Linked DNA regions of Homo sapiens: region 1 is linked to region 2. Evidence: chromatin loops called from intact Hi-C (ENCODE). Cell type or tissue: heart right ventricle. All regions are shown on one strand. Each heading gives the region's core, and the rest is flanking DNA. Links, peaks and the distances in the headings are about the cores only.

Region 1 (10,190 bases), core at 3,924-6,423, 160 kb after region 2:
GCCAGACTGTCTCAAAGAAAAAAAAAAATTTTTTTAAATATTTTTCTGGATTAGATAGGTATGATACCTTCTGACACTGGCCAGCGACCACAGGATCACGAGGTAAACGACCATACTACACAGTGTGCCGTGCTCGATACATTACATGCAAATATCCAGCACTTTATTACAAAATGGATTTTGTGTTAAGATTTTGCACAACTGCAGAGAACCTAAACAGTGTTTATGGGACGTGTGTTTTGAGGCTTTCGCGGAGTGGAGATTCCGTTCCGACAATTTACTATATTATACGAAAGAAAACTGAACTCAGGGCGGCCTCTGAGATGATCGCGATTAGCTAAAGATGGTCCTAGAAATTCCAGGGCCTCAACGTGCCCCCCACAGGTCTTTCTCATGGGAAACAGGATGAAACCACTGCTCCCAGAGGGCCAGGCACACACCCAGACGGCCTAACCGTCTCCTGCCTGACATTCCGGGGAAGACGCTCCCGGAGCGGTGCCAGGCTAGGCACCGCTCTTCTTGAACCTTCGGAGCAACCACTTACATTTGGCATCCTTTCGTCGGGCTGTGAGCAGGAAGTCCTTGATTTCCTCAATTTTCCGAGGCTGCAACACAAAGGAAGCGGGTGAACAGAGAGGAAAGAGACACGTCTCCCGGCGATGGCCCAGTCCACCAGCTTCTCCCGGCCTCAGGAGATCCTTGGGAGGCTCTCTCGCCCTCGCCCCGGGGCCCCACGAGCCCACCCCGGGAAGGCGCCAGGCAGGGACTGTACTCACCATGGCGACGAGGCGCGCTGGGCTCTGGCGCGGACCAGGACCTGCGGGAAACAGTCCTCGGCGTTAACACGGCGCGGGGGCTGGCAGCGAACCCCGTTTTCCCGCTCTCCCCCGAAATATCGGCCCCATCGCACTCCCCTTCTCCTCCCCGACACCCTCCACGCGGACCTGGGGTCCCCAGATTTCACCTGGCAGTGGATTGCCCCAGATTACCTTTCTCACCCACGTATCACCCTAGAGACACTCACAGCAAGCAGCAACCGGGGAAAAGGACGAAAAAGAACGAGACTTCCGTTTCCGGGCAGTTAAACCCTCCCAACGGAGGAAACTGGGTACGGTGCCTGCCGAGGATCAAGACTCATGTAGGCGTTCGCACTTCCAATTTCAGCAGCCCTGCCCCCTTGTGGTCGAAGTCAACAGTGCAGCTCCAAGAATGGAATGGACCATCCTGGCTGCCGCCCTCCCTCCGCCTCCCTCCTCTCGCTCCTCCCCATCCCTTCCTCCTAGGACCCCCGCCTCTTCCCCGTCCACCCCTTCCTGTCTTCCCCCGCAACCCCTCAGACCCCAGCCTGGCTTTGCTAGGTTTTAGCTCAGATTCAGTTTGAAGAGCTAACGCTTATTCTCCACGGCTTTCATTGGACCTGCGCAGGGGCATCCACACAGAAAATTCTTCATTCAATGGCAGGGACCCTCGTGTGCACCTTGTAGAACCTGTTGTTCTGGCGCCTCACGTTTTCTTCCCGTCTCCTTTTTGGCACCTGAACCTGTCATGACCAGGGCCCTGGGCTCTTCTTTCCATAAGAGGGAGCGTTCCTGCTTGCTGCTTCCAATTCCCTTAGGAATTGGTGTACAATGAAAGCAAGTTAAGGCCGGGCGCGGTGGCTCACGCTTATAACCCCAGCACTGGGGGAGGCCGAGGCAGGCGGATCGCTTGAGGCCAGGAGTTCGAGAGCAGCCTGGGCAACCTAGTAAGACCTCCCCCCCCCCATCTCTAGCAATAATGATAATAATAATAATACTTCCAAAAGCTGTCGCAGCGCTGCCCCTGGCTAAGTGTCTCACCCCTAGGGCTGATGGTGAGTGGGAGTGCTCCTGCTCTTGCGGGGTCTCACCGCGGCCCCAGAGGGGAGAGGTGGACTCAGGAGTTGAACCCCTGCTGGGCAGATTCCCCAGCCCAGGCTCCGGCCACTTCCTGGGGAGGCTTGGGAAGCCTGGGGAGGGCAGCGTTCCTTTCTCCCCCTAACATCCTTTAGGTTAGACTCTGAGCAACCTGCGGTTATCGATTTTATTTTTATCCTCCATTTTTATTTTATCTCCAACCTCCCTACAAATGTCTACATTTTATTATATTTGTTTCCCCAAAATTTAATAACCACACGGCAGAATGTAATTGCTTCGTGCTTATTATTACAGAGCGGCCCTCCTGAAGGGAAAGAACACTTTGCCATGAGCTTTACTTAGAACTTATTTAACTTAACCTTCCTTTCTTCCTCCCTCCTGCCCTTCCATTAACAAGCTCAGGCTGAGCACCTTCCTGGGGGTGCTGGAGATACAGGAACCAATAGACCTTGCTGCAGAGAGATCACAAAAATATTGTAATAACACTGAAGAGTCTTTTAAAGAAGCTGAACGATGTCTCTGCAACTGTAAATGTGTCGGGGTTCTAGCAGTGGGAAAAGTTAATTGGCAGAAGCCTAATTTTAGATGTCTGAAGGTCGGATCCGATCTGAGAAGCACGAGTGCTTCAGCTCTGACCTGAGAAGGATTTTCCCATACCTCAGAGCCCGGCTTTGCCAGCCCTTCCCATCTCAGGCGATGCCTTTCTGGTCTTTTCTACCCCACTGCTCCTCCACAAGCAACCACCCTTTCAGCCAAGCCGAGGGGCACTTTTGGGCACTTTCTGCCCTCCAGGTATTTGCTCTGCTGTCCACTCTGATGCCAAGTGCCACTGGTCCTTCCGAGCTCAGCTCCCGCCTCCCCTTTTTCAGGCAGGACCCTTCACCCTTGACTTATGTTGCTTGCCGCTCATACAGTGGTTCCTTGCAATCACTTCTCCGTAGGCTGCGTGGAGGTGTTTAACTTTTCATACATGCGCACCACTCTTTTTATTTTTAATTTTTTAAAACTTTTTTAGAGACATGGTCTCCCTAGGTTGCCCAAGCTGGTTTCGAACTCCTGGGCTCAAGGGATCCTCCTGCCTCGGCCCCCCAAAGTGCTAGGATAACAGGTGTGAGCCACTACGCCCCACCTTACCACTTTTCCTTGAAGGCAAGGACAGGGCTCAGCATTCTGTCGATAACTCTCGAAGTGCAGTACCCATCTGTACAGTAAGTGCTCAATGCTAACATTGCAGGATGATCCGGCTGGATGCGGCATCTGAGATCACTCACCATATAAAGGGGTGGTGGATGGAGGGAGGAATTCAGGGAGAGCCAGAAGGAGACACTGACGTGCCTGAAGCAGTGCCTGGCATGTAGTAGGTCCAAAAACTATTTGTTGAATGAATGACTGGTGCTTCTTGCCTCACTGCCGGCCCGACAGGACAAGGACGGGGATAGAAGGAGGAGCTGCACCTCCCTTTTGGCAGCGATCCCAGGGAGACAGATGTTCACCCTCTTGAGTTGTATAATTTAAGGGACCATAGACGTGTAGTAGCAAAACACAATGGCAAATTTGTTCAAGTACCAAAGACCTCCAGCTCCCCAAGGGGGACAAATAGCAAAATAAGCTGCAGCTACTAAAAGTGAGGCAAGGTGCCCAGAGGGCACGCTTCCCTGCTCCATGGGAAGATGAGCCCCAAATGTCCTGGAGTGGCCGGGGACTGTCAGAGACCAAGGGGGGCAGAGCCTAGGCCCTGAGTGCCACAGCCTGAGACCTTGAGCAGATGCTGACCTGGACATGAGCCTCCCTGATGACTCCCATATACACATGAAACAAAACTCTCCAGGGCCTAGGGTGGATCCTGCAGGAGAGGAAAGCCCCGGACTCGAGGGCAGGATGGCCCAGGCTGCCTGTTATGGTCGCTCTGGCCATTGGTAGGCTGGAATGTCCAGTGCTGGCAGCTGTGGGATGGTGAGGGCTATTGCTGTTGTCAAGAGGCGGTAGGGAGGGTCTCAAGCAGTGTGTTGCAGCATGGCTGGAGGCAGGAGAGGCTCAGAGGGCATGTCCGGAGCTACAGGACACAATCCAACCCTTTTCCTTCCTTCCCTTCCCTCACTCTGCTGGCTCTGGGCAGAGAGGGCCTCAGAAGTCACCGGGCCTCCCCTCCTCCCTCCAGCAGCCCCACTCTGGCCACCTCTGAAGGCCAAATGGTTTAGAGTTCTCTCTTCAGTTTTCAGGGACACATTGGAAAGAGGACCAGGATGGGTCAAAAAAACCCCAATGCCCCAGCTCGCAGGTGGGCAGAGGGCTGGCACGGCACATGGCTGGGAAGACTTCCCAACCTCCAGGATTTTCCCCCATTCAATCCATTCCGTTCACTTGGTGAACATCGGGCTGGGCTTGGGAATAAGCAGAATGCGGTTCCTGCTCCAAACACTCATGACTGTTGGGATCCCATAATAAGCTGTGGAGGATGCCCAGAGGCTAGGGGTCTAATTCCTCCTGAGGGAGTCCTGGAAGGCTTCGTGGAGGAGGGGACACAGTCTGCTGCCTCCGAGAGGGGTGCGCAGCAGCTTGCCCGGAGAAGGACTTCCAGACAGAAGGAGGGAGGGAGCTGACGTCAGCCCAGGGTCAGGAGAATGCGGGGTGTTTCTGAGAATGAGTGGGAAGTTCAGTGTGGCAGAGGTAAGGAGGGTCTGGGGCAGGGGGTCGGGGAGAAGAGGCTGGAGGGGGAGTTGGGCTGGAGTTCAGGGCCTTCAGGAGTTCCCCTTCCAGCCTCACTTATGCCCGCTGTGGTCATCGTCACCCAAGGGCCCATCCCTGGGGTCCATAGCACCTCCTTCACTGCCCAGCGGTGATCTTCCGAGCCTTAGTTTCCTGGTTTCTGTGTGTGTGTGCGTGCACGTGTGTGTATGTTTTGGGGGTGGGAGTGTGTGTGCTGTCGCCTCTCTCCCGCCTCGCAGGGTTGCAGCGAAGCTTCTATGGGGTGATTCGCAAAGCTCCAACCCGCACCTCTCAGGCAAGGCCCGCCCTGGGTGCTGTGTCCACTGGCGGCCGCACGGGGGCGCTGAGGCCGCGGCTGGAAACGGAATAGCCCCTTCCGCGCGACTCCTGGGAGCTCAGGCGGAGAGAAATGTCCATAAATTATCGGGAATATTTGTATGCGATTTCATACCTGGTGGAGTGCTTTCATATCCACCATCTCATTTAATCTCCAAGAGGCCCCTGCCTTTGGCTGCCGGCAGGGCTGGCCTTTAAACCATCTCGGAAGGGAGTTGTTTATTAAACCTTAAAGGTTGTCAGCAGGCCGGGACTCTGGTCCCTGGCACTGAACTCATTTACCTGGGAAAGGATGGGGAGTCGGGTGGCGGGGTGAGTTGGTGCTTTATTTATTTATTTTTTTGAGACAGAGCCTTGCTCTCTTGCCTAGGCTGGAGTGCAGAGGTGCAATCGCTGCTCGCTGCAGCCTCGACCTCTCGGGCTCAAGTGGTCCTCCTGCCTCAGCCTCCCAAGTAGCTGGGACCACAAGCATGTGGTCTTATATTCTTTCTTTCTTCCTTTCTTCCTTTCTTTCCTTCTTTCTTTCTTTCTTTCTCTCTCTCTCTCTTTCTTTCTTTCCTCTTTTTTTTAGAAATGGGGTCCCCTGTGTTGCCCAGGCTGGACTCTAACTCCTGGCCTCAAACGATCCTCCTGCCTTGGCCTCCCAAAGTACTGGGATTACAGGCTTGCGCCACTGTACCCGGCCCACTGGTGTTTTTTTAGAAACTGAAGATGGTGAGTTTAAAGGGATACTGGTTACTCACTCTCCCCCTGGCCCCCAAAGAGTCTGTGAGCCCCTGAGAGGTAGACAGGTTTAACATTCTCCCTGCTGCTGAGCTAGAAGCCACGAAGAAAGGCCAGGCAGACTGGAACAGGGGTTCTCACGCCCCACATGGTTGACCTTTGTGGATGGGGTCACTTTCACTTTTTGTTTAGGGGCTGAGGCTCTTCTGAGCCTTGTGAGGATCCCAGGCCCCTACTTGGTTAATGCTAGACCCTCACAATTGTGAGAAACGAAAATGTCTCTAGACATTGCCAAATGTCCCCGGGGGAAAGCAGGGCAATGCCACTTGTGGTTGAGAGCCGCTTGACTAGAAGGCCAAAACCACGAGGACATTCTTTTTCATAATGGATATCTCTGTTCTGTGCCTATGGCCAGGTAACTCATGGGCTCAGGCTACTGTCTTATTTGCACCTAGCCTAGGGTTTCAAAGCTTTTCTGTGGATGCTGTAAGGAGGACAGCCCTGGGTGCTGCCTCTGCCCGGGCTCAACGGGTGGCAAGGCGGGGTGCAGTCGGCTCTAGTTACCAGGAGCCTCGTCCCTACTCTGGGAGGCAAGGCAGCTGATGTCAGCCCAGAGCGGGTGGGGACACCTTTTCCAGTGGGAAGCCTCGGGATGGGGTGGGGAGCTGGGGTGGGAGAAGGGAGGAGAGGCATGGGGCACGTCTTTAAGGTGCCTCTAGGTACCTAAGTGGTGAAGATGCACAAATAAGATCCTGTCCCTGTTCCCATCTCAAGGGACACACAGAATAGTAAGGGAGGCAGTGATGAGGTTGGGCCCTAGGTGTAGGAAGTGTTTGGAATTGTGGGACCAGATGGAGGCCATGGGGGTCTGATACAGGCTGGGGAAGGGGTGATACAGGCCAGGAAAGTCCTCCAGGAGTAACATCGATGGTGATTCACAAAGAGGAGTAGAATATTGCTTTGTCCTGAAAACCCAACACCTCCAGAGGAGCCTGCTAGTATGTGCAAACCCTCATAGCAAATAAGTTCCAGGGTGACAAGAATGAAAGAAGCATCAGATTGAGTGGTATCAATCTAGGTGGTCTTCCTGGAGGAGGCAGTATGATAGGGTGGGAGGAAAACTCTTCCTGGAGGCAGGAAGTCTTAGATTCAAATTCAGTGTCTGGCTGGGAGAATTTGAATGAGTCTCCTGAGAGCTCTGAGCCTCAGTTTCTGTTGAGTATTAATTCCTGCTAGGATCCAGGCCACTGCGGCCAGTTGTGTGCAGCCTGCACAACTGTCTGCAGCTGCCCTGCTTATGAGAAACCAGAAGGCACCAAGAATAGAAAAATGCTTAGCCCAGCAGCCGGCTCTGTGGCTGTTAATTGAATGTGATTCCCAGGCAAGAGTTGCCAATGGATTTGGAGGAAAAAACCTGCAACCTGGTGGAGGCGTGGGCTGGAGTGGAAAGCAGCCCTCCTTGCCCAGACCTGTGAGGCTGGGGAGGGCCACTCCGAAAGCCCCGCACCATCTCCTCCATGGGGGGCAGAGTCAGTTTTGACAGATGACACCTCCCCAGCTCCCCTGCTTTTCCCTACTGGCCCCTTTCACTCCAAGAACTGCTTCCTGGGTGTCCAATCTGCAAGCACAGAAAGGACAGATGAGGCCTCATCCACCAACAGTGAGAAAAATAACACTGAGGCAGAGGAGAATGCATTTTCAGCATGAGGGACAAGCACCCCTCCTATAGATCAACATGTGCCAGGGTGAGGGGACATCAGAGTGAGAAAAAAGGGCACAGACCCTTCAAAGAGGGCTGGCCTATCGGCTTGTATATATCTTGCATTATGCGGTGGGAGAGAGGAAATCAATAGAGCTGTCAGCTGCTTCATGCATTCAGCCTCGCAGGCGTCTCCTCCTCGGGATGCTCCAGACAGATGCTTCAAATTAAAAACCAGGGAGGGGGGTGCTGGGGGTGCTGGGAGACAAACACCCTGACAGGCCAGAGGGAAAGGAGGGAAGCCACTGAGGATCTGGGGAAATTAAAGTCCATAAATCACGAGCGTCCCGGGCGTGAATGACACGAGCGTCTTAGCAGTAGTGCTGGACGGGTTGTGGGTCCTTCTGCTAGGCAGAGTCCCCCAGGGGAAGGCTGGTGACCCCGTGGGCGGGCTTCTCTCCCCCAGGCTCCGACCCCCTGCAGGAGGGAGAGGAGGGCGGGGCAGACCTCTGGCCTTGCTGGTGTTAGTGCCGGGATGGAGGGCGTGGGTGTGGGCTGGGCTGGGGCGTGGCATGGGGGCACAGGGTGAAATGGAGGTGATCTCATAACCCGGGTCGTGTGGGTGGAGTGTCCTTTGGGTGGGCGCAGGCGGGTGGGTTGCAGCATCTCCACGGGAGCACAGCGATTTGCTCCCTGGTAACTGCTCCTGGGAATCTCTGGCATCTGACGGCTGAAGCCGCGTCCCTGACCCGCTCCCTGGGCTGCAAGAGTGGACCCCATGGAGAGCCCCGCAGCCTACACTCAGTCAGCCCTGCCTGCCTCTCCTCTGTCCCCCGCTGCTGCCTGTGTGTCTGCTCCTCCTGCTCACCCTGTCTGTGAGCCCGTCCTGCCCGCTGGGCACCTGCTCTTCCCTCTGCCAGAGGTTCCTGCCTTCTGCCCCTCTCATTTTTCAGTGGAGCCCCCAGGTGCTGCTTTGTTCCCTTATTTCTTTTTTCTTTTCTTTTTTTTTTAGCCGGAGTTTCAGTCTCATTGCCCAGGCTGGAGTGCAATGGCATGATCTCGGCTCACTGCAACCTCTGCCTCCCGGGTTCAAGCGATTCTCCTGCCACAGCCTCCTAATTAGCTGGGATTACAGGCATACACCACCACGCCCAGATAATTTTGTATGTTTAATAGAGACGGGGTTTTGCCATGTTGGCCAGGCTGGTGTGGAACTCCTGACCTCAGGTGATCTGCCCACCTCAGCCTCTCAAAGTGCTGGGATCACAGGCATGAGCCAACGCGCCTGACCTCCTACTTTGCTCCCTCCTTCCAGCTGTGGGCCAGCGGCCCTTGTGAGGAGGCCTGAGTGGTCGTGGGTCCCCTCTGTGTCCTGCCTAGGGCTGGCCAGCCTGGCTTGGGGTGTGGGAGAGCTGGTGCAGAGGCTTGGGAGGGAAATGTTCGAGGGGCAGAAGGGCTGTCCCTGTCCCCCCGAGATAACTTTGTGCCACCCTCACCCTGGGCTCATCTGTCCATGGGGGCCCAACAGAGAAGGAAACCAGAGAAGAAACAATCAGGAGAGGAGGGGCTGTCTCCCCCAAATGCTGTTCGCCTCCCACCTGAGGGATCCTTCGAGGTCCTAGCAGGAAGTGGAGGCACAGCCAGACTGTGTGTTTTGAGGGTAATTTTCATAAAAGGTCTGTTTGCAGGCATGGGCAGGTGCAGGACACCAGAGAGGAGAGTGTGGAGCTCCAGCGAGTGTCAGCGGGGACTGTTACTACCACGGAGGAGAGGAGGGGGTCACCAGACCCAAGACAGCGCTGCAGTGAGGAGGGGTCTGCTTGATGGGGCTGGGACTTTCAGCCGAGCAATGCCCTCAGCCCGTGGCCGCCTCTCAGGGAAACGAATGCGCTGAGCTCACGATCTTCCCTTCCTTCTCTCAGTGTTCTGCCTGGGCACCCCATTGGCTGAGCTCAACAGGTTCAAGGCGGTCTTCCTTGGGCACAGAGCAAGATATACAGCCCACCCCCTCCCCAGCACAGTGCAAGGAGCCCATCAAAGGTGGTGTCTGGATGGCTTTGTGGGAGATCTCCTCTCCCCTTTCTGGTCACAAGGCAGAGAAGTCCCCCAGGGCTTGGGCTGGTGCTCTTCCATCCTGTCCCACTAGCTCTCAGGAGCCCTTCACTCCCTTATCCCGTAGATCTTGGCCATGCCTTTAGCTGAGGTTGGAGACACACTCTAGCTAGCCTGCACAACACACAGATGAGCCCAGACACTCCTCTCCAATGCACAGCTGAGCCCAGACATACTTTCCAATGCACAGGTGAGCTTGCATGCACGTATAGTCACGTGCCTGCCAAGGCATCTGGAGAAACAGATAGGCCTGAGGTTGCTTGGTGGTGTTACACCGCCCAGGACAAGTTCTACCAATTAAACTGGTGACCATGTTTCCAAAAGCAATTACCAGAGTGCTGCAATGCCTCCCAAGGTGAGGAGATTAAAGACACGGCTCCTGGCTAGAAGCAGGGACTCGAGGGGTCTGTGTGCTGCATACATCAGAGACGAGCCCACAAGTACCTGCCTGTGAGCACACACGTGCTTAGAGCAGCCAGACCCGGGAGGGATTTGGGGGAAGGAGACACACCAGGAACTCACCCGCAGAGGCCAGCAGCCCCTCAGCACAGGTGGGGCCTGGGTCACTGTGTTCCTTCTTTCTTCTGTTTTCTTCTCTGGTGTGTGCAAGCAACAGTAACAAAACAATTTGTGCGAATCTAGACTCAATGCTGGGGGATGGGGAGGAGATGTACCTGCTTGTTAAAAAGGGAGGAAGTGGCTGTCATTGACCTAAGTGG
Region 2 (10,190 bases), core at 4,532-7,031:
TCTGTACCCAGGACAGCAGTGATGTCCTGCAGGGAAGTGGGGACCCACTGGATCTTTTGCTCCATGGGCAACATCATAATACTCATTGCTAACAACGCTGGGATCCATGGTTCAAGAGATGGAGCCTGGAGATGTCCAGCTCAGTGGCAGCAGCAGACAGGACAGGGCAACCACGTCATCAGCCAGCACACAGCCTATACAGAGGTGAGAGGCCCCTTCTTGGTGGTGGCGATTCTTTCCTACATGGTGTGGTGTCAGTGACCAGGGTAGGCTGCTAGCCCACGGTGGAAGGGATCCTATCCACTAAGGCAGTCACCTCTGAGCCAGCCTGGGCAAGGTGAAAGATGTTATGAAGACCCAGCCGCACACCTTGACTTTTTTTTTCTTTTCTTTTTGAGACAGAGTCTCGCTCTGTCACCCAGGCTGGAGTGCAATGGTGCTATCTCGGCTCACTGCAACCTCTGCCTCCTGGGTTCCAGTGATTCTCCTGCCTCAGCCTCCCAAGTAGCTGGGATTACAGGTGCCTGCCACCATGCCTGGCTAATTTTTGTATTTTTAGTAGAGACGGGGTTTCACCGTGTTAGCCAGGCTGGTCCTGAGCTCCTGGCCTCAGGTGATATGCCCACCTGGGTCTCCCAAAAATGCTGGGATCACAGGTGTGAGCCACCGCACCCGGCCACACCTTGACCTTTTTGGTCTCTGAAGTCTTCAGCCCTGATCAGTCCAGCCAGAGCCACCAGGCCTGAGCACCAGGGTCTCTCTCTCTCTTTTTTTTCCTTCTGCCTCCCTACCCCTCAAGACAGGGTCTCACTCTGTCACCCAGGCTGTGGTACAGTGGTGTGATCATAGCTCACTGCAGCCTCGAACTCCCAGGCTCAAGTGATCCTCCCATCTCAGCCTCCCAAATAGCTGGCATTACAGGCAAGCACCAACACGCCCAGCTAATTTTCGTATTTTTTGTAGAGACGGTGTTTCGCCATGTTGCCTAGGCTGGTCTCGAGCTCCTGGGCTCATGCAATCCACCTGCCTCGGCCTCCCAGAGTGCTGGGATTACAGATGTGAGCCACCACACCTGGCCAAGGATTCCTTCTTATTTAAGTTTTTGTTTGTTTGAGACAGAGTCTCACCCTGTTGCCCAGGCTGGAGTGCAGGGGTGCAATCTCAGCTCACTGCAACCTCTGCTTCCCGGGTTCAAGCGATTTTCCTGCCTCAGCCTCCCAAGTAGCTGGGATTACAGTCACCAGCCACCAAGCTTGGCTAATATTTGTAGTTTTAGTAGAGACGGGGTTTTACCATGTTGCCCGGGCTGGGCTTGAACTCCTGACCTCAAGTGATCCACCCGCCTCAGCCTCCCAAAGTGCTGGAATTAAAGGTGTGAGACATCATGCCCGGCCTCATATTTACCTTTATGTGCTCCCCTGTGTACACGGGGCCTGGAACTTAAACCCATGATCTCCTGTCCCCAGTCCAAGTGGCCCAGTGACTCAGGGAACCCTAAGTCAGGACAGGAGGCACTACAGATGCAAGGGAGGGTGCCAGGTAGGGCCAGGCTGCGTCTGGAGCCCACCCCTCTGAGGTGTTACCACAGTCCAGTGTCTGATCACCCCCTTTGCAGATTCAGAAACTCTTTATCTGGTCCCAAGCTTGCAAGAGTTTTCCGTTGCTTTTACAGTACTAGAGATTCCTTGTCCAAAGGGATCACTTATCACAATTGGAAAAACTTCCCCAAAAAGACAGCATGGGCTGGACATGGTGGCTCACATCTGTAATCCCAGCACTTTGGGGAGGCCGAGGCGGGCAGATCACGAGGTCAGGAGATCGAGACCATCCTGGCCAACATGGTGAAACCCCGTCTCTACTAAAAATACAACAATTAGCCAGCCACTACAGGTAGTGGGTACCTGTAGTCCCAGCTACTCCGGAGGCAAAGGCAGGAGAATCGCCTGCACCCAGGAGGCAGAGGTTGCAGTGAGCTGAGATCGCACCACTGTACTCCAGCCTGGCGACAGAGTGAGACTCCATCTCAAACAAAACAAAACAAAACAAAACAAAACAAAAACACAACATGGGGTTGTGGAAAGAAAAGTCAAGTAGCCAGGTGCAGTGGTTCATACCTGTGGTCCCAGCTACTTGGAAGGCTGAGGCTGGAGGATTGCTTGAGCCCAGGAATTTGAGGCTGCAGTGAGCTATGACAGTGCCACCACACTCCAGCCTGGGTGAAAGAGTGAGACCCCATATCTAACAACAACAACAACAAAAATCAGAAAAAAGAAAAGTCAAGCACAACTCAGAACTCGAAAAATAAATCCTGCCTCTGAGGTTCCTGGTCATAAGACCTCAGACACATGGCTTGGGCTATAAACACTCCCGTCTGGGGCGGGAAGTAACACTCCTCTCTAGGATGGTGCTGGCTTGTGAATTCATCAGACTTGCCTTCAAGGAATTATGGCGCTCCCAGATCCATGGGGCCAATATATGTGTGTGTGTGTGTGTGTGTGTGTGTGTGTGTGTGTGTGTGTGTGTGTGTATATATATATATATATATATGCAGTGCTGCAGATTCTTCCTCTCAAAGACTTGGCCAAGCACCGTGGCCCACGCCTGTAATCCCAGCACTTTGGGAGGCCAAGGCGGGAGGATCACCTGAGGTGAGGAGATCGAGACCAGCCTGGCCAACATGGTGAAACCTCATCTCTACTAAAAATACAAAAATTAGCTGCACATAGTAGTGCACACCTGTAATCCCAGCTACACAGGAGGCTGAGGCAGGAGAATTGTTTGAACCCAGAAGGTGGAGGTTGCAGTGAGCTGAGATGGCGCCACCGCACTCCAGCCTGGGCGACAGAGCGAGGCTTCATCTCAAAAGAAAAAAAAAAAGGGCTCAGGGCAAATACCTGGCTTCCTCTCTCCCGCCCCAGGACACTCCCCCACACATACATATGCATGTACACATACCACACACACATATCCACAAATATGCATGCACACACACCACGCACATGCATGGACACACACAATACGCACACACATATAAATAGGCACATGCACACACACGCACTGCATACACACATGTGCACATGCATACCATACACACACACACACACACACACACACACACTCCAGCAATGCTCTGTTACGAAAATGAGAGGCCGGGCACGGTGGCTCACGCCTGTAATCCCAGCACTTTGGGAGGCCGAGGCGGTCGGATCACGAGGTCAGGAGATTGAGACCATCCCGGCTAACACGGTAAAACCCCGTCTCTACTGAAAGTACAAAAAATTAGCTGAGCGTGGTGGTGGGCGCCTGTAGTCCCAGCTACTCGGGAGGCTGAGGCAGGAGAATGGTGTGAACCCAGGAGGCAGAGCTTGCAGTGAGCCAAGATTGTGCCACTGCACTCCAGCCTGGGCAATGGTGCAGGACTCCGTCTCAAAAAAAAAGAAAAAAAGAAAATGAGAACAGAGAATGCCTCTATGTGGAAAGCTAGTTTCTAAATCATTCGAAGAGGGCCAGGGATAAGGGAGATTAGAAATAATGGGAGGTGGGGCCTGTCAGAGATGGGGAGTCAGAGGTGACTCTTCCGGGTCTTCTTGATGATCCAGGGCCTCCCAGCTTCCTTCACACTTGAAATGCCACCAATCTAGCTCTAGTAGGTAGCGCTTGTCTTGGGGTGCGTATAACAATTGTCTGGGAGTACTTAGAAAATACAGACAGCCAGACCCTGCCCCTGAAAATCCTGGTTCCAAGGTGGAGCATGGGAGATTCTAATGCAGGTGGCTACCCTTCAAGAATGACTGACACAAAATTAGCTAGGCGTGGTGGCACTGCCTTTGTCCCAGCTACTTGGGAGGCTGAGGCAGGAGGATCGCTTGGGCCTAGGAGTTTGAGGCTGCAGTGAGCTATGATTGTGTCACTGCACTCCAGCCTTGGTGACTGAGAGATTCTGCCTCTAGAAAAGCAAAACAAAACAAAGAATGACTGATGCAGAGGCTGAAGGAGGCTGGAGTTGAGAGGCACAAATATCAAACGACAGTTTTCTGAGTAGCGGGTTCTCTTATCATCAATAACATTCCTATCGAAAGCACTGTGCTTGGAAGCTGGGATGCCCTCAGGGACCAGGGCTGCCCTGCTGCATGGAGACTTGGACTTGCTGGGTTGAGCCAGGACATGGTACAGCCCATGGGAAGGGCAGGCGGGCAGCCAGTGGGCAAGGGATAGTGGATTTGGACGAGGGGAGCCAGGCATGAAACTCAGGGCAGCTGGAGGGGTTTCCGCTGGGCTGGAGAGCTCCAACTCTGCCAACCCGGACGAGGCAGGTGCCAGACCCAGTTCTTGCTCTCTCTGCGGCTCCAGAGAGGGGGTGGAGCTGCTGGGTCTCTGTGCCAGCCAGAGGCAGAAATCAATGCATCGAGCTGGCCCCTGGGATCCAGAGAGCCAGGGAGAGGAAGATTTAATTCATCCCCAACCTAGAGCCCTGCCTCGGAGTCAGATCCCTTGGGAGTCACCCACTTCGGTTAGCCAAGCTCAAAGGAGTCCCTCCCACGAAGAACTGGGGCAGACCCTGCTGGCTCCCTGCAAAGGTGAGGACTCACAGCATGCCACCCTACACACACACACACACACACACATGCGCGCGCGCTTTTGCTGAGCTCCAGACTCACTTTCCTCTCTCTGTTGCCTTTGTTTTTAGAAGAGCACTCCTCTGCACTAACCCAACTGAGACTGCAACCTAGCTCCCTGCCTCAGTTTCCTTACATTGGGAGTGAAACACCAGGTCTGCAGCATGCCTCCTTAGCCTGGAAAAGGAAAAATTACAGTGGGAAATAAGACAGAAGCTGGTAAAACAAGCCTTCCAAGGAGGTGAACCCAGAGACCTGAGGCCACTTGGGGAAGGAGAATTCAAGTCAGGAAATAGCAGGGCAGACAGTCCCCAGCCTTGGGCTGGCTGGAGCGCAGAGCTAGAAGGTGGCCAGCCCCGCTCTGGGCAGGGGTCACCCATGCAGTGGTGCACGGGGCAGGGTGCATCTGCTCTATGCCCAGCCCTGCCACCTGGCTCAGCTTGCCCCTGGGGGAGGCGACAGTCACAGTCCCCACAGAACTTTCCTGCCAGCCCATCACCCTCCCCACAGCATTCCAGGAACCTTCTTCAACAAAGAATATGAAACTGACATCAGTTGCCCATGGGCCCCTATTCGAGAGATCTCTGAGCTTCTCTCTGAGGAGCTGCCCCACCCCAAAATGGGAGTGGGGGAGGGGTGGGAGCCTCAGCCGCCTCTCCTTTCCTCTTCCAGGCCCTTCCTTTGCAGCCGGCTCACCATGGTGCTCCAGGCACGACGCTGCCAAGTGTGCTCTGTGCCAGGGCCGAGGCCTGGGGTTGGGGGAGGGAACTGGGGACCCTCAGGCCAATGGCTGCCAGTGGTCCTGGAGCCCCTCGCCTATTCTGCAGAGAGCCTGAAACTTTCCAGGGAGAGGCACGGCTAGCCCTGCTGGGTGGTAAGGAGATTGGGGGAGGAGGGTTCCGGATCTGTTCCCCTTGGGGGCCCACAGGCAGCACAATAGCCCCCGGGGCTGCCGCTCTCTGGCTTAAGTGGTTGCCTGGGCAACAGCTGGGGCCAGTTTCCACCAATCCATGGAGGAGGCTGAGTGGGGGAGGGAGGCCAAGCAGGAAGGGGGGTGCCGTCCCCTTGTGCCGGATCCTATATAAGGAAGAGGGATGTGAGCAGAGTGGTCTGGGCTTCACCGTCCCTCCAGTGGACTTGGGGGCTGAGCATAAAGATGCCTAGGAGAGGCTACTCCAAGCCTGGGTCCTGGGGCAGCTTCTGGGCCATGCTGACCTTGGTGGGCCTGGTCACCCATGCAGGTGAGCGGGCAGTGGGCCAGGTGCGGGGCAGGGTGGAGCGGCAGGTCGTCCCAGCCCTGGCTGCACGCGGCCGGCCAGGAGGGGGCGGTGTCCAGCTGCTGGGGAGAGCACGGGGTGGACCGGACAGCTCCACGGACTCATCTGTCTGAAGGAAGGAGGGGCCTGGCAGGCAGGTGGGCAGGGCTCTTAAGGACAAGAGGACCCTCCATTGCCCATTGTCCTGGGCAGAGGCTGAATGGGGACGCCATCAGCATTCAGGTCCTTCAAAGTGACAGCTGGGGAAGGCCGTGCTGGGAAACATACTACCCGCTTCTCTTTCACCCTCCCTTTGTCCCTCGGCCTCCCTCTCTCATGCACAGATGCTCTGCTCCTGTGTGAGCCTTCTCTCCTGTGTGCACCACGGGCCTGCATGTGCTGTGCGTGCACATGTGGCTGCGGCCCATCTGCTGCAATCAGGCCCCCGCCCGCCTCCCTCTGCGAGGCTCCCCTCGCTGTTCTCGGCTTGGGAAAGCTGCTGACAGTTTCTATAACTGAGTGCATATCCCCATCTGACTGTCGGGGCATCCTGGAGCATAAGCAAAGGGCCGGCCTGGCCAGCCTCAATGCTCAGTTACCCAGGAAGTTCTATTCCAGCACCAGCTGGCCCTTCGCACTTTCTCCTGTCCCCTGCTGGCCACCCCAGAAAATCGGCTTCTGTCTCAGAGATCAGGACCCAAGAGGGCAGGGCTGGGCCTGGAAAACAGCTTCCCTTCCACACCCGCAGCCTCGTCTCACACCCGCCCCTCTCTCCTGCTACTGCTGTGGCCTCCCTAATGCTCTCTCTGCTCCCAGTACCCCAGGCCCATTCCGTTCAAGGGCCTTTGCGGGGCTGGAGCCTGCCTTGACACTGGTTCCCTGGCTGGCTCCTTTAAAACTGGAGTGCTTATTTGTGTGTGTCTTACCCGTTTGATATGTCAATTCGTGCTTTTATGAGCATAAGAACTTGGCTTGCTTTGTCCACTGCCACATCCCAAGCTCTTAGGAGAATGTCTAGCATATAGTAAGTGCTCAATAAATATTTGTTAGTGAATGCACCACTTCTGACTACTGCTCCAAGGGGTTAGATGGATAATTCTTTAGGAAGTGAGAAGGGTGGGACCACGAGTTTCCTCAACCCTTGCCTGGGGGGCTGGCAGCATGGAGATGAGTTCTGGGCATGTTGTCCTAAACCTGAGCACAACCTCCCCCTGCCTGAATGCACCCCCTTCCAAGAGCATCCTCTTGGGGTTTGCATTGGCATGACCTTCCCACCCAGGGTGCGTTTGTATGTGCACCGATGCATCCACGCGCCTCGTGGGCACAAACAGGTATGCACATACAACCCGCCTAGGCCCACCTTGCCCTCTGCTCACACCCATGCATATGTCTCCAGCTGGTCCCTCTCCACCCCTGACTGAGGTTCTGGGCCCGGGCACCTTCTCAGGCTATGCTGTGTTCCTTCCTGCTGCAGCACAGAGAGCCGATGTTGGCGGGGAGGCAGCTGGCACCTCCATCAACCACTCCCAGGCGGTGCTCCAGCGCTTGCAGGAGCTGCTGCGGCAGGGCAACGCCAGCGATGTGGTTCTGCGGGTGCAGGCTGCGGGCACCGATGAGGTCCGGGTATTCCACGCCCACCGCCTGCTGCTGGGACTGCACAGTGAGCTGTTCCTGGAGCTGCTAAGTAACCAGAGCGAGGCGGTGCTGCAGGAGCCACAGGACTGCGCCGCTGTCTTCGACAAGTTCATCAGGTGGGGACGCGGAAGACTAGGGGATGGCTTCATCCCTTCCTCAGCCCCCGGCTCCTCCACCTACAGGGTCAGGGAAGCCCAGGCCCTTAGAGGTTGTTATGTCCATTTCCCCGGACATCACTGGGATGACAGTGACCCCTGCATCCCTTCTTCCACTGTACAGCTCCCTGTCTTTGCCCGTGTCATCTGTGCAGTTTGATGTCACTTTCGGTTCCTAGTAACCCCCTCAGAGCTGTTTCCAAACCTGGCCATAGACAGCTTTTAAAAACTACAGTTTTGGGGCCGGGCACGGTGGCTCATGCCTGTAATCCCAGCAATTTGGGAGGCTGAGGCAGGTGGATCACTTGAGGTCAGGAGTTCAAGACCAGCCTGGCCAACATGGTGAAACCCTGTCTCTACTAAAAATATAGAAAATTAGCTGGGTGTGGTGGCACACGACTGTAATCCCAGCTATTTGGGAGGCTAAGGCAGGAGAATGGCTTGAACCTGGGAGGCAGAGTTTGGGTTTGCAGTGAGCTGAGATTGTGCCACTAGATTCCAGCCTGGGTGACAGAGCAGGATTCTGTCTGAAAAAAATCAACCAACCAACCAACCAACCAACCAAACAAACAAACAAAAAAACTACAGTTTCACGGATCCCAACCTGGATTGTCAGTTTCAGGTCTAGGGTTAGGGCCAGCAATCATTTTTTATTTTATTTTATTTATTTACTTTTTATTTTCCTAAATATTCCATTATAGACGAATATTTTTTATTTGAAAGCATCGCTGTGGTTTTGGTGTTTGGCCAGGTTTGGAACCACAGGGCTAGGGAGCTGAAAAAGTTAGACGGCTCTCTCCACCTCCTGCCTCCTGCCGTGATGCTGCTCAGGGGGTGCCATTCACACTAGTGTCTAAGAAAGTAACTCTGTTCTAACGGCTCAGACGAGATGCCTGCAGAATTCCATACATTGCTTCCAAGTTCCAGGCAACAGGAAAGGGGATAAGACAGAAGGGCAAAAAGGGTCTTCCTGTTAACCCGGAATCAGTTGCATTTAATCAGCCTTCCTGCAAATCCCAAACTGCGCCCATTGACCAGCAGTTAGTCACATGGCCAAGGCCAGAATGAGGGAGCCTGGGAAATGTGGTCTTTTATTCCCAGAGGCAATCACGCAGGGGAAAGGGGAGAAATGGACGTTGGGGAAGATGGCTGGCAGTGGCTGCCACACTCCTATAGAGGCAAGTGCGGTGCCGTGTGCCGGTGGGGACTGGCAGGAAAGGTGAGCCATGGGACAGTGGCAGAAGTAAGACGAAGAGATACTCAGCAGAAGTGATCACCAACAGTAGGAGAGGAAAAAGAAAGGTGAGGCTGCAAAAAAGAAATGGGGGCTCACACCTGTAATCCCAGCACTTTGAGAGGCCAAGGTGGGAGGACTGCTCAAGTCCAGGAGTTTGAGACCAACCTGAGCAATACAGAAAGACCCCATCTCAAAAAAAAAAAAAAAAAAAAAAAAAGCTGGAGTGTCGTGGCATGATGATCATAGCTCACTGCAGCCTTGAACTCCTAGGCTGAAGCTATCTTCCCACCTCAGACTCCCAGGCAGCTGGGACTACAAGCGTGCACCACCACACATGACTAATGTTTTAACATTTTTTATTTTTTGTAGAGATAGGGTCTTGCTATGTTGCCCAAGCTGGTCTTGAACTCCTGGCCTCAAGCAATCCTCCCATCTTGGCCTTCCAAAGTGCTGAGATTCCAGGTGTGAGCCACTAGCACCCACCTGGCCTGTAGCAAGATTCTTTATTCTCCTCTGGTTGTCACAGTAACCCTGAGGGGTGTGTGCCACTCCCCCTTTCCTAGGTGATTGATTAGCCTAAGGTTCACTGAAGTTAAGTGACTTGCCCAGACTCATGGCAAGGAGAAGGCAGGCCATGGATCCCAACCAGACTGGAAACCCCAAAGGCAGGAGCCACGTCTGTTTTGTTCCAGCCTAGGGCTGCACGCCTAGTAGAGGCACAGTCAATGCAGGCAATTTCTACATCACCGCGGAAACGGAAAGAAGAGCCTGTGAAGTAAGAATGGCCTGGAAGGGTCCTTGAAAGGAAAACATGGGAAGCCTCAGGGTGGGGCTTCCACTGTGTTTGCACCCGGACAGTGAAGCTCCAACTCCAGGCCGGGTCCCCTGTGGACTCTAAAAAATCTATCCTGGGAGGTGGGTACCGCCCTGACCCCGCCCCACCTCTCGGTCTCTCCCGCAGGTACCTGTACTGCGGGGAGCTGACCGTGCTGCTGACCCAGGCCATCCCCCTGCACAGACTGGCCACCAAGTACGGCGTGTCCTCCCTGCAGCGCGGCGTGGCCGACTACATGCGCGCGCACCTGGCGGGAGGCGCGGGCCCGGCGGTGGGCTGGTACCACTACGCGGTGGGCACCGGGGACGAGGCCCTGCGCGAGAGCTGCCTGCAGTTCCTGGCCTGGAACCTGTCGGCCGTGGCGGCCAGCACCGAGTGGGGCGCCGTGAGCCCCGAGCTGCTCTGGCAGCTCCTGCAACGCTCGGACCTGGTGCTGCAGGATGAACTGGAGCTGTT

The links. Peaks named below come from ENCODE experiments on the same cell type or tissue, not always from the same donor. Only the 100,000 strongest peaks of a DNase experiment are listed, where the experiment ranks them.
Region 1: it touches region 2 in a loop (6-fold over the local background); 84 of 110 quality-filtered maps call a loop at or near these places.

The regions. Positions count from the first base shown.
Region 1 is chr17:74,194,545-74,204,734 of GRCh38, reverse strand. RPL38 (ribosomal protein L38) reads right to left here and starts at 1,057. Exons shown (of 5, transcript NM_000999.4): 1 at 990-1,057; 2 at 777-817; 3 at 545-605. The coding sequence starts at 779. RefSeq lists enhancers at 1-309, 1,318-1,821, 7,305-7,805, 7,806-8,306 and a silencer at 4,776-4,825. In heart right ventricle, for the core only: a CTCF peak has its summit at 4,929 (motif pointing right); a DNase peak (open chromatin) is centred at 4,924; H3K4me3 peaks cover 378 bases; H3K27me3 peaks cover 1,956 bases.
Region 2 is chr17:74,357,402-74,367,591 of GRCh38, reverse strand. BTBD17 (BTB domain containing 17) reads left to right here and starts at 5,724. Exons shown (of 3, transcript NM_001080466.2): 1 at 5,724-5,857; 2 at 7,347-7,623; 3 at 9,861-10,190. The coding sequence starts at 5,773. GPR142 (G protein-coupled receptor 142) reads right to left here and starts at 86. Exons shown (of 4, transcript NM_001331076.1): 1 at 1-86. RefSeq lists silencers at 5,853-5,902, 5,983-6,032 and an enhancer at 9,765-10,190. In heart right ventricle, for the core only: CTCF peaks have their summits at 5,708 and 5,932 (motif pointing right); a DNase peak (open chromatin) is centred at 5,949; H3K27me3 peaks cover 2,287 bases.